Regions from separate parts of the Homo sapiens genome. Here region 1 is linked to region 2. The links are chromatin contacts, found by Hi-C or POLR2A ChIA-PET in ENCODE. All regions are on one chromosome and are shown on one strand. Each heading gives the region's core, a stretch centred on a gene start or an enhancer-like site at or near the end of the contact. The rest is flanking DNA. Distances are from core to core; before and after follow the strand shown.

What was found. A loop is a pair of places that touch in the nucleus more often than their neighbours do. ChIA-PET counts read pairs that join two places held with the same protein, here RNA polymerase II (POLR2A). Pooled maps may share reads with other maps.
Region 1: a pooled map shows a loop between it and region 2 (2.0-fold over the local background). The contact joins two enhancer-like sites. A Hi-C loop is called at or near these places in 5 of 37 single-sample maps with no recorded cell type and 8 of 50 pooled maps. POLR2A ChIA-PET finds 5 or more read pairs at or near these places in 4 of 52 experiments (OCI-LY7, activated B cell, activated CD4-positive, alpha-beta T cell and 1 more).

Annotation. Positions count from the first base shown.
Region 1 is chr6:16,727,804-16,734,488 of GRCh38, forward strand. The region is part of intron 2 of ATXN1 (ataxin 1); the gene reads right to left. Among named protein-coding and RNA genes, the nearest start is that of ATXN1-AS1, 30 kb to the right of the region's middle. Within about 2 kb of position 3,933, at least 3 of the 41 ENCODE cell types and tissues checked have a DNase peak (open chromatin) inside an H3K27ac peak, as active enhancers do.
Region 2 is chr6:16,583,354-16,589,747 of GRCh38, forward strand. It overlaps ATXN1 (ataxin 1), which reads right to left. Exons shown (of 8, transcript NM_001128164.2): 4 at 2,427-2,554. Among named protein-coding and RNA genes, the nearest start is that of ATXN1-AS1, 170 kb to the right of the region's middle. Within about 2 kb of position 3,123, at least 4 of the 41 ENCODE cell types and tissues checked have a DNase peak (open chromatin) inside an H3K27ac peak, as active enhancers do.

The sequences.
Region 1 (6,685 bases), core at 2,683-5,182, 150 kb after region 2:
TAACAAAATTTCTGTCTACTGAAAGTGAAAATTCGTCAGAGACCGTTTCCTCCATTTACCAAGCCGAGATGCCAGTGGGCACAAAAATAATTTAAGCCACAACTGACCAACTTGAGACTGCACATTTGTTCATTCATTCGGGCCATACTTATTCACCATCTACTACTCTAAAATGGGGAAGCTGCAAGGGCAGCTGTAGAGGTCACTTGGTCTAGACCCTCATTTTGCATGAGGAGGCTGTGAGGATTACAGAGATTAAACGCCTGGAGCATGCTGAGTTTATCACAGAGAAAGGGCTGGAGAAGAGAGCAGGTCCCTTCCCTCCCTGCTCCTTGCTCTTTCTGCCACACTACCCTGGAGCTGAAAGGAGGCAAAGGCCTCCAGTCACATGGAGTCTGACTGGGACGCAAGACATCTAAGCCACAAAATGAAGCAATAAATGACATGATCAAATAAGCTGTGCGCACAGGGCAGTGGGGAGGGAAGTTGGTTTGGGCTGAAGCAGCTGGGGAAAACTTTCCGTCCCGGAGAAGTGGAGATTCATGCTGGGCATGGACAGTGGGGCAGAATGAGGACAGGTAAAGGCAGAGGGGCTGGGAACCCTCACAGCAAAGCAGGGTGGTCAGAAACAAACAGGATATGTATGGGCAACATCTGGGATGTAGGACAGAAACCAGGTTCTGCCCACCCTTTCTACAACTCAAGGTCTCCCTCTCACCAACTCCACTACACGCCATCACCCATATGCCTGGTATTTTGCCCTAAATGCTACACAAATAAGTTAGAAAACTCCAAAGGAGAATGGTAATATCATCATAGCAGGTGAAGTGTGAATACTAGGGGTATTACGTATATTGATTTTCTTAGTCCTTACATTGACTATAATCCCCACTCTTCAGATGAAGAAACTGAGGCACAGATAGGTTCAGGGACTTGGCCAAGGTGGTAAATGTCAAGGCTGGTATTCGAACTAGAGAGATATCAAAATTCTGGTATACCCAACCACAGATGAGGGACGCAGGCACAACCTTCACCAAGTGTGGATCCCAGCTGCAGGACAGCTTGGCATTCCCTTCCCCGTCACCCAGCTTCTATTCCTTCCCATTCTCCTTCTATTTATTCCTAGTTACTAAGAATTTTTAAGGTGCTATCACACCTCCAGGGCTACTTCCAAAAGCCTAGTCGAGCTGACTCAAAGGGAAGGTTCTTTAGGGACCTCAGCAATCCAAACACAGCAGACATCTGAGAAATCCTGAAACAAGTCTTCCTACAGAATGATGACTGCCTGCCTCTCTGGCAACTGAGAATGGGTTTTAAAAACATCCTCCTTTACTGTACAAAGTATCTGGTCACAAAGTTTGTTATTGGCAGAACCAGGATTAAAAATTATGACCTCTGCCTTTTTTCTCTCTCACCCTTATTCTCCCAAGGTGTATATTTATATGTTTTGCAAAGTAGCCAAAGGCAGACTTCAAAAGGAGCTTTCCTGTGGGGTGAGCGGTAAATGAATAACGGCTGGACTGAGAGAGCAAAGAGAAAATGAGTCATGGATATTGTGTTAAATATATAAGCGTTCGCTGGCTTTCTTTGAAATGTTTTCTCATCTAAACTTGGGAGCTGCTGGCTTTGTATTTACTCACCCTGAAACTGCATCTGGGACTCCGGAGTCAAGCTCTGAATAACATTCAAAGCCTGTATTCTTTCGTTCGAATTTTAGGCATTGCAACTTGTCATACCTATGTCTTTTACAGCAATGCAACTTAAATGAGGCAATAACTGAAATGGCTTAACCAGGGAGATGTGGTTTAGCACCATGTTGCAATCCAGCCATCCAACCCTCATGGAGGTCTCTGAGTTGGGGGAACCTACCAACAACTGGTTTACTGAGATCTCACAGCCCACACTATGATGCTTTGGGTGCCACTAACTAAAAGGTCCCTCTTTTTAATTATCTATTGCAACGGTTATATTTTTGTTCTATGGATTCTGGCCCTCCCACCTGATTCCTGACACAGAGAAAATGGCCCTCTGAACATCAGTCACGTAGGGTACTTAAGGACTAAGTGCTTAGCAGTCTGTTTGGCACACAGTAGGTGCTCAATAAATGTTGATTACCTTTCTTCCTTTTTCCCCAAATGAATGAAAAACCTCTCATCTCAGAGATGGCAACAGATTAAAAAAAGAAACTTCAAAAATTGGCCAAGCGCGATGGCGCACGCCTGTAATCCCAGCAATTTGGGAGGCTGAGGCAGGCAGATCACTTGAGGTCAGGAGTTCAAGACCAGCCTGACCAACACGGTGAAACCCAATCTCTACTAAAAATACAAAAATTAGTCGGGCATGGTGGTGCACGCCTGTACAGCTACTCAGGAGGCTGGGGCAGGAGAATCACCTGAACCCGGGAGATGGACATTACAGTGACGTGAGATTGTGCCATTGCACCCCAGCCTGGGCAACAGAGTGAGTGAGGCTCCGTCCCAAAATAAATAAATTAATAAATGGAAATGAACAATAACTTGGAATTTCCTTTATAAAATTAGATGTCTGCATATTAAATGAAGTTTGTTACTGCTTGATTACAATTTAAATTCAAGATTATCACTAAAAATCCCTTTATAGGTAGAAGTTAGGGAAAAAGATGTGTGAACGCAAAGCTTTCTGGAGTTAAAGGGTAAAACAGTATGTATATATATATATATATATAAATGTATTTATACATATATAATGTAATATAAAATATTTATGTACAATAATATATTTCTTAATTCTACAAAATACAGAAAGAATATTATAAGAAAATGTCCCACCTTCCTTAGGAACCATGTGTACCAAGACTTTTTAGGAATAGCACCCTGCCTGAAGATTGTATTCTTGCCCACTGTTCTTTCCTAACAAAATTTCCCTTCAAGTTCTCCTTTCGTTGTGAACTTCAGTTATTGCCTTTCCACTGGCTAAACACAACCACACATATCTTTCAAAAGCTAATTGAAGCATAAAGAAGTTAAACATGATTTATTCCAGGTCAAATTTCAAGTCAGTGGAAAAGCCATAAATACAGACCTTCCTCTTGCTGAGTGTTCTGGGTGCCGGGCCATGCTGCAGGGTGAAATTTTGACTTTTGATTGGTGTTTTCAAAATTCCTTTGTGTATTTAAAAGTAGCTCATATTGACAAGATAGAAGGAAGAAGCTTGGACAAATGTCATTAACGTTGCACAATTTCACATTCCTGGACCTATCACAGGTGCCACTGGTTATTAACATATGCATGTAAAACTCCCTGAAAGACACTGTATAACTGGCTCAAATGCCTACAAATGGAAGGAGGTTTAGTAGCCTAAAATATACTCTATTTTTCCCTTTAAGTGCAACTGAATCACAATCCACGAGAAGCAGTTTGTGCAAAAAAAAAATGCTCTGCATGTAAGAGCTACACTAAACTGCACTAGACCCCGTTCTAAGATAAGACCCGTATTAACAGAGCCAGGGAAGAATGAAAAGAAGATTCTGGGAGTGCAAGATGCATTCAGGGGAAAAAAACATCACAAGCACTGAGCTGCAATGAGAAATGAGGGCATCAGAGTCGTCATAAAAAAAAATCACAAGCATGTGCAGATTAGACAGATAACGAGAGAGGCTTTTTTTTTCTTTTCTTTTTTTTTTTTTTTTTTTTTTTTTTTTTAATAAAAACGGAGGTCATTCCTCTTGCTTTCAGGAGCTTGAAAAATAAACCAGAGCGACCAAGGGCTGCAAGGCTTTGACCTTCTGGTGAAGACAGCCTTTAGCAGGAGGAACCTAATCCCAGGAAGTTGTCTGTACTTTGCTTTCTGCTACCACACTAGAAGATTACTTGATCAAACAAATGGGCATTTTTCCCCATGATATCTCTGTATCATGAAAAAGTACATTTGTCATTTAATTTTTATCTAATTGTATTGCCGTTTCCTTCTCCGCCTCTTTCTCCCACCTACCCCCACCCCTCCTACACTGGCATTCTCTGTGGTCAAAGAATCTGTTTCAGTATTAGTGTTCAATATAGCAAATGTCAAGTAAACACTCTACACATTTCCTGTGCTATTTAAAGCACCCTAAGCAATTATTTGCTCTAAAGTATTAAACTGTAAATTTTCTTAGCTGGTGCCAATTCCTATAGTAATAGCTGTCACAGAAAAGTACTTTAGAGTACTCAAACACGGCTTTTAAACCGGCAACACTCATGCTACATTTGCCAAGACTTTTCTAGTTGTCATATTTTTATAGCATGTTTTTGAGACAATGGACTAACTGCAACAAAGTGTCATATGTAGCTCTTTTTTCATATTTGAAGCTTTATAGGCACACTGTAGTCTTTCAACATAATTTTTCTCCAAGCAAAAAGATGAGATAGAACATAAAAATAGGCAGACGCACATGGTCACACTTCAATCTCATCGTTATACTGCTTGGTGTTACAGGCCAGAATCATGACCATTGGAAAATATCACTCCGGCCGGGTGTGGTGGCTCACGCCTGTAATCCCAGCACTTTAGGAGGCCGAGGCAGGTGGATCACTTGAGGTCAGGAGTTTGAGACCAGCCTGGCCAACATGGTGAAACCCCGTCTCTACTGAAAATACAAAAATTAACCAGGCGTGCTAATGGGTGCCTGTAATTCCAGCTACTTTGGAGGCTGAGGCAGGAGAATTGCTTGAACTCAGGAGGCAGAGGTTGCAATAAGCCGAGATGGCACCACTCCACTCAAGTCTGGGTAACAGAGTGAGACTCCATCTCACACACACACAAAAAAAAATCACTCCATTTGATAAAGCTCCAAATCATAATAGCTGATAAAAGAGTCCCCCAACACTAGTTCTATAAAGGGTGCACACTGTATTTACACATACAAATGCATGCAGCACTTGAAAAATATTAAGCAACCAAAACATACATATGTAAATATGTGCAAAGACTAATATACTTCTACATGTATGCCCTTATTAAGTACTTTTATGTTTGACTAGATGTGCTTCTTTTGAAATCTTTTTAGCTTCATTACATGTTTTTGTAATTTCATGGAAGTAAATTAAAAGTAACATAGTTCTAAATCCTAAACAGCTAAGACTGCATTAAATTGCCACCTCCATCTACAGAATTGTATGGCCCTTGAAAAACTTCCATGGATGAGTGCAATTTGCAACCAAAACCAAAAGCCTCTTTACCTATTTTTTAAATGTAGTGAATTATTCAAACATATTTTCCAACCGATGAAAGAATTCTCTTATTCCTGCCATGCCGGGACCCATTCTGAGTTTTACACCCACCATACCAGGTATTACTACTTGCTGAAAGCCTGCATTAAAGCATTAAGGGACAACAACAAGGTTACATTATCTTAACATATTCCACTTAATGGTTTTTGATTGTGTTATGAAGTGCCCTCACATTGGTTCCCAAAAATGTTTGCTATTTTAAGAGCCACACTATTAAGAACCACAAGTCAGCCAGGCACGGCAGCTCATGTCTGTAATCCCAACACTTTGGGAGGCCGAGGCGGGAGGATGGCTTGAGGCCAAGAGTTCGAGACAAGCTTTGGCAACATAGCAAGACCCTGTCTCTACAAAAAAATTTTAAAAATTAGTTGGGTGTGGTGGTGCACAGCGGCAGTCCCAGCTAATCGGGAGGCTGAGGTAGGAGGATCACTTGAGCCCAAGGGTTCAAGGCTGCAGTAAAGCTGTGATCATGCCACTGCACTCCAGTTCGGACAACAGACTGAGAACTGACCTCTTGGAAAAAAAAAAGAAACAGGCCAGGCATGGTGGTTCACACCTATAATCCCGGTACTTTGGGAGGCCGAGGTCGGGAGTTCAAGACCAGCTTGACCAACATGGAGAAACCCCATCTTGACTAAAAATACAAAATTAGCTGGGTGTGGTGGCATATGCCTGTAATCCCAGCTACTTGGGAGGCTGAGGCAGGAGAATCACTTGAATCCGGGAGGGAGAGGTTACAGTGAGCCAAGATCGTGCCATTGCACTCCAGCCTGGGCAACAAGAGCAAAACTCCATCTCAAATGAAAAAGAACCACTGGCTGGGTGGAGTGGCTCATGCCTGTAATCTCAGCACTTTGGGAGGCCAAGGTAGGTGGATTTCTTGTGGTCAGGAGTTCAAAACCAGCCTGGCCAACATGGTGAAACCCCAGCCACTCCGGAGGCTGACGCAGGAGAATCGCTTGAACCCAAGAGGCGGAGATTGCAGTGAGCCAAGATCTCACCACTGCACTCCAGCCTAGGCAACCGACAGAGTGAGACCCCATATAAAAAAAAAATGTCTATAGACTATAGAGTTAAGATTTGTGAATTATAACCTGACAAGCTTGTGAGAGATCTGTTGGCACAGTCATATGAAATCATCCTTCTCAGGTGTTCTGTTTGCTACAAAACATAGCATGCTTTACTTGGAAGGGCATGCCTCATTTGAGTGAGGCAAAAATATTGTCATCTCACCAAGAATTCCCAACACTAGTCATGACACTGGGCATCCCCGCAAGGAACGCTCGCCTTCACTTTTTAAAGGTTTGTTCTGACCCAGTTCTTCTTTGTTCTCCATGATGGTGCGAGAAAAGAAGGAAGAAGGATGAGAGATGAAAAAGTAGGGAAAAAAGAAGAGAAAAAGGAGAGAAAACAAACAGTGATCTGGCTGGTGTGCATTT
Region 2 (6,394 bases), core at 1,873-4,372:
TTTCCTTTCACTTTTCAACGTTACGATGGAGCCAAAGGGTCAAGAGATTCACAAACCTACAGCCTTCCCCTTCATGCATCTGTAGGATAAAGCATGCGTTTCCTAAGAGCTGGGTGTGGCGGGGGGGTCTCTTCATCTACCTTCTCTTTCATTTATTTAGTGAAATGAAGCTTATTTAGTAATGACGGGAAGAGATGAGCCAACTAGGGCAGCTCACATATGGTGCCAGACGGTGAGGGACTCTGTGCCCAAGGCACTTGCTGTACCACAGGAGCTAGGCAGCCCTGGCTGGGAAGGAAGCTCTGCTCTCACCCAACGGCTGCTCCAAGGGTGCCCCCAGCCAGGTGATCCAGACAGCCATGGTTTCAAAGCTCTGTGAAAAATGGGTCTCTGACTTGAAAACTTGAATCAGGAAGTCTCTCCAGGACTGGGATTACTCCACTAATACAAATTAAATCCATTCAGAAGTATGCTAAACCCTTTTTGTAGATACTAGAGGAGGATGAAAAGAGGGAGGAAAGAGAGGCAAAGTAATTTTGGAAGATTAGGATTATACTATGGTTCATGCCAATACCCTACATTTGTTTACTTCTATATTGATCATTTTCTCAAATGATTAAATACTCCTGAAATAGGAGTTTTAACGATTTTAAACATTTCATATATATTATTTGCAGCAACACCCAAGGGAGAAGGGTACTATTATTATCCGAATTTTACATGCAAAGTAACTTGCCCAATGTCACACTTCAAGAAAACAGCAGAGCTGGAATTTGAGCCCAGGCAGCCTGAAGCTTGCAATCTTATCTACAGCTTTTCCATCATATGGCACTAACATAGTTATATTTAATCATGTTCCCGATATTGGACATATATATATATATATATATACACACACACACACACACACACACACACATATACACATATATATATATACACACACACATACATATATAGGCACATACATATTTTTAAACTAATGAGCAGTATAACTTCAGATACATATCTAATAAAATTTTTTTATTAAATACCTTTTTGCTCTTTTTAAGAAATGAAAAATTATGCTTTCCACTGAAAAATGATTGTATCTAGTGATTTCATAGTTGTCTAAAAATACTTGGCCAGAAAGGAAGAACTTAAAATTCCCTAGGACCCTTCTACTCCTTCTGGATTTAATATTATTTCTGAAATGTCGAAATCTGGTAAGTTTCAAGGATGCTGCTGTCTAATGGAGGAAGGTTCTACAAAACAGTACAATTTACTTGACTTACAAATGACCCCCCCCACCCCCAAAACCCAAAATACATGGAAACACCATTTTGCATAATCAGTCAGCAAAAAACTCTTTTTGTTTTCAAAATTCTCAGCATTGGAAAACTGTATTAAGTAGACGCTCTCATAAACTGCCTCTGGAAATACAAACTGGTATGACTTTACTGAAAGTAATTTGGCAACAAGTTACCAAAAGCCGTAAAACTTGAAAACTCTTACATTTACCAGTATGCTGCTAAGAAATTAGCCTAAGGAAATAATTTGTAATGGGAACTAATACAGAGCTATAAGAATATTTTTGGCATCATGAAAGCAATAAAATGTCTGGGTGTGGTGGATCACGCCTGTAATCCCAACACTTTGGGAGGCTGAGGTGGGAAGACTGCTTGAGGTCACGAGTTTGAGACCAGCCTGGGCAACATGGCAAAACCTCATCACTATATAAAAAAAAAAAATACAAAAGTTAGCCAGGCATGGTGATGTGCACCTGTAGTCCCAGCTATTAATACTTGGGAGGCTGAGGTGGGAGGATCACTTGAGCCTTGGAGGTGGAAGCTGCAATGAGCCAAAATCATGCCACTGCACTCCAGCCTGGGTGACAGAGTGAGACCCTATCTCAAGAAAATAAAAAGGCAAAAAAATTAGAAACGGCTAACTGTCCAGTTAGAAGGGATATAAATTAAATAAATTTTAGAATGTTTACTCAATGGTATACTAATCATTAATAACTATACGGTAGAAAAATATCTGTTGCTATGAAAGATGTTCAGAATTATATTGTTAAGAGGAACAATACTCTTAATAATCTCTACTACTTCTACAATCTCTACTACCATTTGATGTTTGTCTCTCTAAGTGAATTTATAAATCTATAAATTTATAAATGCCTTCAGAATTATCAGCAATGCCTTGTCATCTATCCTAACTAGTGACCTCAAAATAAGTAGAAGTTATTTCCTTTCCCATAAAAAAGCAAGGGTTCCATTTTTATAAAAGAGACAGTAGGAAAAAATGGAGTCTACATGAATAGACATGTGTATGTTGTGTGTGTATGTTTGTGTGACCAGATATGTATACACCCCCACCACTATCTTGGGGACTTTACAACTCAATGATAATTATTTTCCTTTAAAGCTTTTGGAGATGTTTACCTGTACCATGTGCTTTCATCACAATGGAGAACCATAAGCTATCAGTTCCTTGCAGCAGATCTTTTCACGAAGATTTTGCTTGAGTAGAAAGGGTGGCAGTGGAGAATCTCAGTGTAAAACGCCTAGACCTGTAATTATAAAAACAATATTCTCACTGAGTTAGGCTGCTTCTGTGGTCTTCATTCACATTCGCTGAAGTCACAGAAACGGGAAACATCATATTGCATAATCTCTCACACACACATGCACACACGCAAGCATGCGCACACACACACACACACACACACAAGGTTTTTAAATCAGAATGTCAAAAACTCAGCAGGCAGAGACACAGCAGGTCCCTATCCCCAGGGATGAGTGGGTTCTGGCCAGGGGTTGCTTCCCACCCCATCTCCTCCCCTTGAGGACACCACTATCAAAATAATCCCGTTCCTGCCCCTCCTTCCCTGCTCAATGATTCTAAGATTTCTAAGAAATAACAAGCAGTCAGTTCTTCATAGAAAATGTCAGAAACATTGCTGAATTTGATGCTCTCTTTCTCTAAGACTCCTTCTAGCCACAAAATTATGCAAATTCAGTGCATGTATTTACCATTCCGGCCTCACTTTCACTTTTGAAACTACACATGCCTCTTTGTTAATAACTCAGTTAAGACATGATGTCAGTGATGGCCAAGGTCATCACGAACATTGATTAAACATTTACTATGTTCTGGGCCATGTGCTAAGGGCTTTACACACATTGCCCCACTCCACTGCAGTCTGTGAGGTGGCCAGGAATCATGTTTACCTCTGCATTATTGACAAGAAAACTGACAGTAAATACAGCCAACGGATGTTAAAGCCAGTACTTAAGCCAACAGTTCACAGAGGTCATGCTTAGGATTCTAGTACTATACCATCTCTTCAAGGCTGATCTTTCTACCAACACTTCTGTAGTTAGTATTAAAACATATCGGGGCTGGGGCATGGTGGCTCATGCCTGTAATCCCAGCACTTTGGGAGGCTGAGGTGGGCGGATCATGAGGTCAGGAGATCGAGACCATCCTGGCCAACATGGTGTAACCCCATCTCTACTAAAAATACAAAAATTAGCCACGCATGGTGGTGCGTGCCCGTAATCCCAGCTACTCAGGAAGCTGAGGCAGGAGAATCACTTGAACCGGAAGGCAGAGTTTGCAGTGAGCTGAGATCATGCCACTGCACTCCAGCCTGGTGACAAAGCAAGACTCTGTCTCAAAAAAAAAAAAAGTATCAAATCACTATCACCTCATTTTTCCCAGAGGGTTATGTCACCTAGTCTTAAAATTACTATTATTTGTTTTGGATTTGACTGTACTTTGATTTTAATTCCCAAGCTCAAGTGAAACCGACATGTTCATATTTCAACTGAGTGTAAGTTGGTGGTTATTTTAGTAAATTAAAAATGCTAAGTAATCCCAAATCCAGATGCCAAAACACTAAGCAGAAACCTAAAATCCACGTCCTGCCTAAGCGGCTAAATTTCATTAGAAACAAGTCAGATGATAACATCAAAAGGCATATATGAATTCCAAAGTAAAGATATGAAAATGAAGAGAGGAATTTCGATATCTAATACAGCCATGTCTTAAAAAATTCTTAAACATGTTTACCTGTTCACAAAGTCTACATACTAATACAGATCTTAGAATCACTGCAACACAAAATGGATATGAGCATATCAAGAAATCAACAAAATTATGTATGGGTCCCACAATAACTCTCCTTTTGTATATGTGTAGGCATTTATTTGCACTATTTTTGTTATGCCTCTGCCTTTGCATATGACACTCCCTTTGATTAACATGCTTTGCCTCTCCTTGCCATTTAGAAAATTCCTACTCATTTTTCAGCTGGACACAGTGGCTCATGCCTGTAAATCCAGCACTTTGGGGGGCCAAGGCGGGAGGATCACCTGAGGTCAGGAGTTCGAGACCAGCCTGGCCAACATGGTGAAACCCCATCTATACTAAAAAAAAAAACTAGCCAGGCATGGTGGTGGGCGCCTGTAATCCCAGTGACCCGGGAGGCTGAGGCAGGAGAATCGCTTGAACCTGGGAGGCAGAGGTTGCAGTAAGCTGAGATCGTGCCATTGCACTACAGCCTGGGCATCAACAGCGGAACTCTGTCTAAAAAAAAAAAAAAAGAAAATTCCTACTCATTTTTCAAGGCCAACCTTGAGCTTAAATAGCTTAAATTCCATTGTGATGTCATCCTCATCTATCCCCTAATGTTTTCTGGAAATCTAAGCAGAATAGATTCTGCCTCACCTACGTTTCCTAGCTCAGTGATGGCATCAACATCACTCTGACGTCTTCCTCTCCCAAATTATGCCCCATATTCAACCATGCAGCCATACTCCTCAACTCCCTCCGCTCCTCTCCGGCACCACCCTGGCTCATCTGGACTCTTTCCCTGGCCCCCTAACACGTCTCCCCGCGTCCACCCTGCCACCCTACTACCTTCCTTGGCTCCTGCCTAAGGCATTGCAGTGGCTTTCCATTTCTAAACATGGCCCCCAAAACCTGCATTCTCTTCCAACTTGCACTACAGCATGGCTGGCTTACTTTCAATTCCTTAAAAGGACCTTGCTTTCCCAGGCCTTAAAGCCTTTGCACATGACTTCCTCCTTGCTAAGACTTCTCCTCAAATCACCCACCCCTTCTATCAAATGACCTTGTATTCTTTTCTCCTTCAGCTCTCAGCTCAGTCCTCTTCTCAAGGGAGACTTCCTCAGCCAGGTCACCACCTCCTAGGACACACTTGTATAGAATGACCCTCCCTGGTTATAGTAGTCATTTTGTAACTTTTACATTTTTTGGTTGATTCATTGATTAATGCTTGTTTTCCCCCACGAATCAATAAACTCCAGAAAGGGAGAACTGTGTCCACTCTCACCCCTCCTTTCATCTTTGGGATTCAATGGAAAGCTTTGCACATTATGGGCACTCAATAAAATCTTCTGAGTGAATAAATGAGCCAAAGAAGGAGGGAAGGAGGAAGGGAGGGAGGAAGGTAGGAAGAAAGGAAGGTCATCCCTTAATCATACTGATTTAATTAGTGTTGATTGGATTCATCTGTAAATCGTTTTCCAGCACACAGAGTATGACATCTACATTCCTTTGGGTAACATGCAAGGCTCCTTGAGCTCTGACCCCAGCCAGCCGGGTCTCTCCTCCTGCTGCACTTGACCCTCAGCACCTCCAAGTCCCTCCCTGTAGCTCCCTGACCCCATCTTGTTTCCCTCATCTCCACACCCTTCTCTCTTCTGTTCCCCCCACACATCATCTTTTCAAACTCACTCAGTCTTCAAGTCTCAGGGCTGGGGACGCTTCTCTGTGAAAAACTCCCTGACACCTTCTGGGAAGTGGGGGCCCTTTTCTCTCATTTTTCTACAACCCCTGTACCTATCCCTATTAAAGCAATTATCATATTTTCCTGTACTTGTTCCTTAACCAAGTCCATCTCTCCCACCACAACCTAAGTCCCTTAAAGGCAAGAAAGAGGTATCCCCTCATCATAGTACCCCAGAGTTTCGTACAGCAGCGTGGCACATAAATTAACAACAACAAAAAAAAGAAATGTGTGTATATACACGCACACATATATATTATATAATCTACATTTATATATTATATATACATACTTATATATTATATATACATCACACACATACACACACGTTTCATACTGCAAAGTTCCAGAGCTGGGCATCTGAAATATACGATTAATAGAGAATGTTATTATTAAATGTGGTAAGGCATAATGATTACAAATTCATCTGTGAAACGGGCTAATAACACCTACCTCACAGGGTTGTTACGAGAGTTAACTAAGCTACATAAGTAAAATGTTTAGCACAGAGCTCAGTATACTGGAAGCACTCCATAAATATTAATTGTACAGCCATTATCACTATCAGTATTGTTAGGGCAACTAAGCTGAATT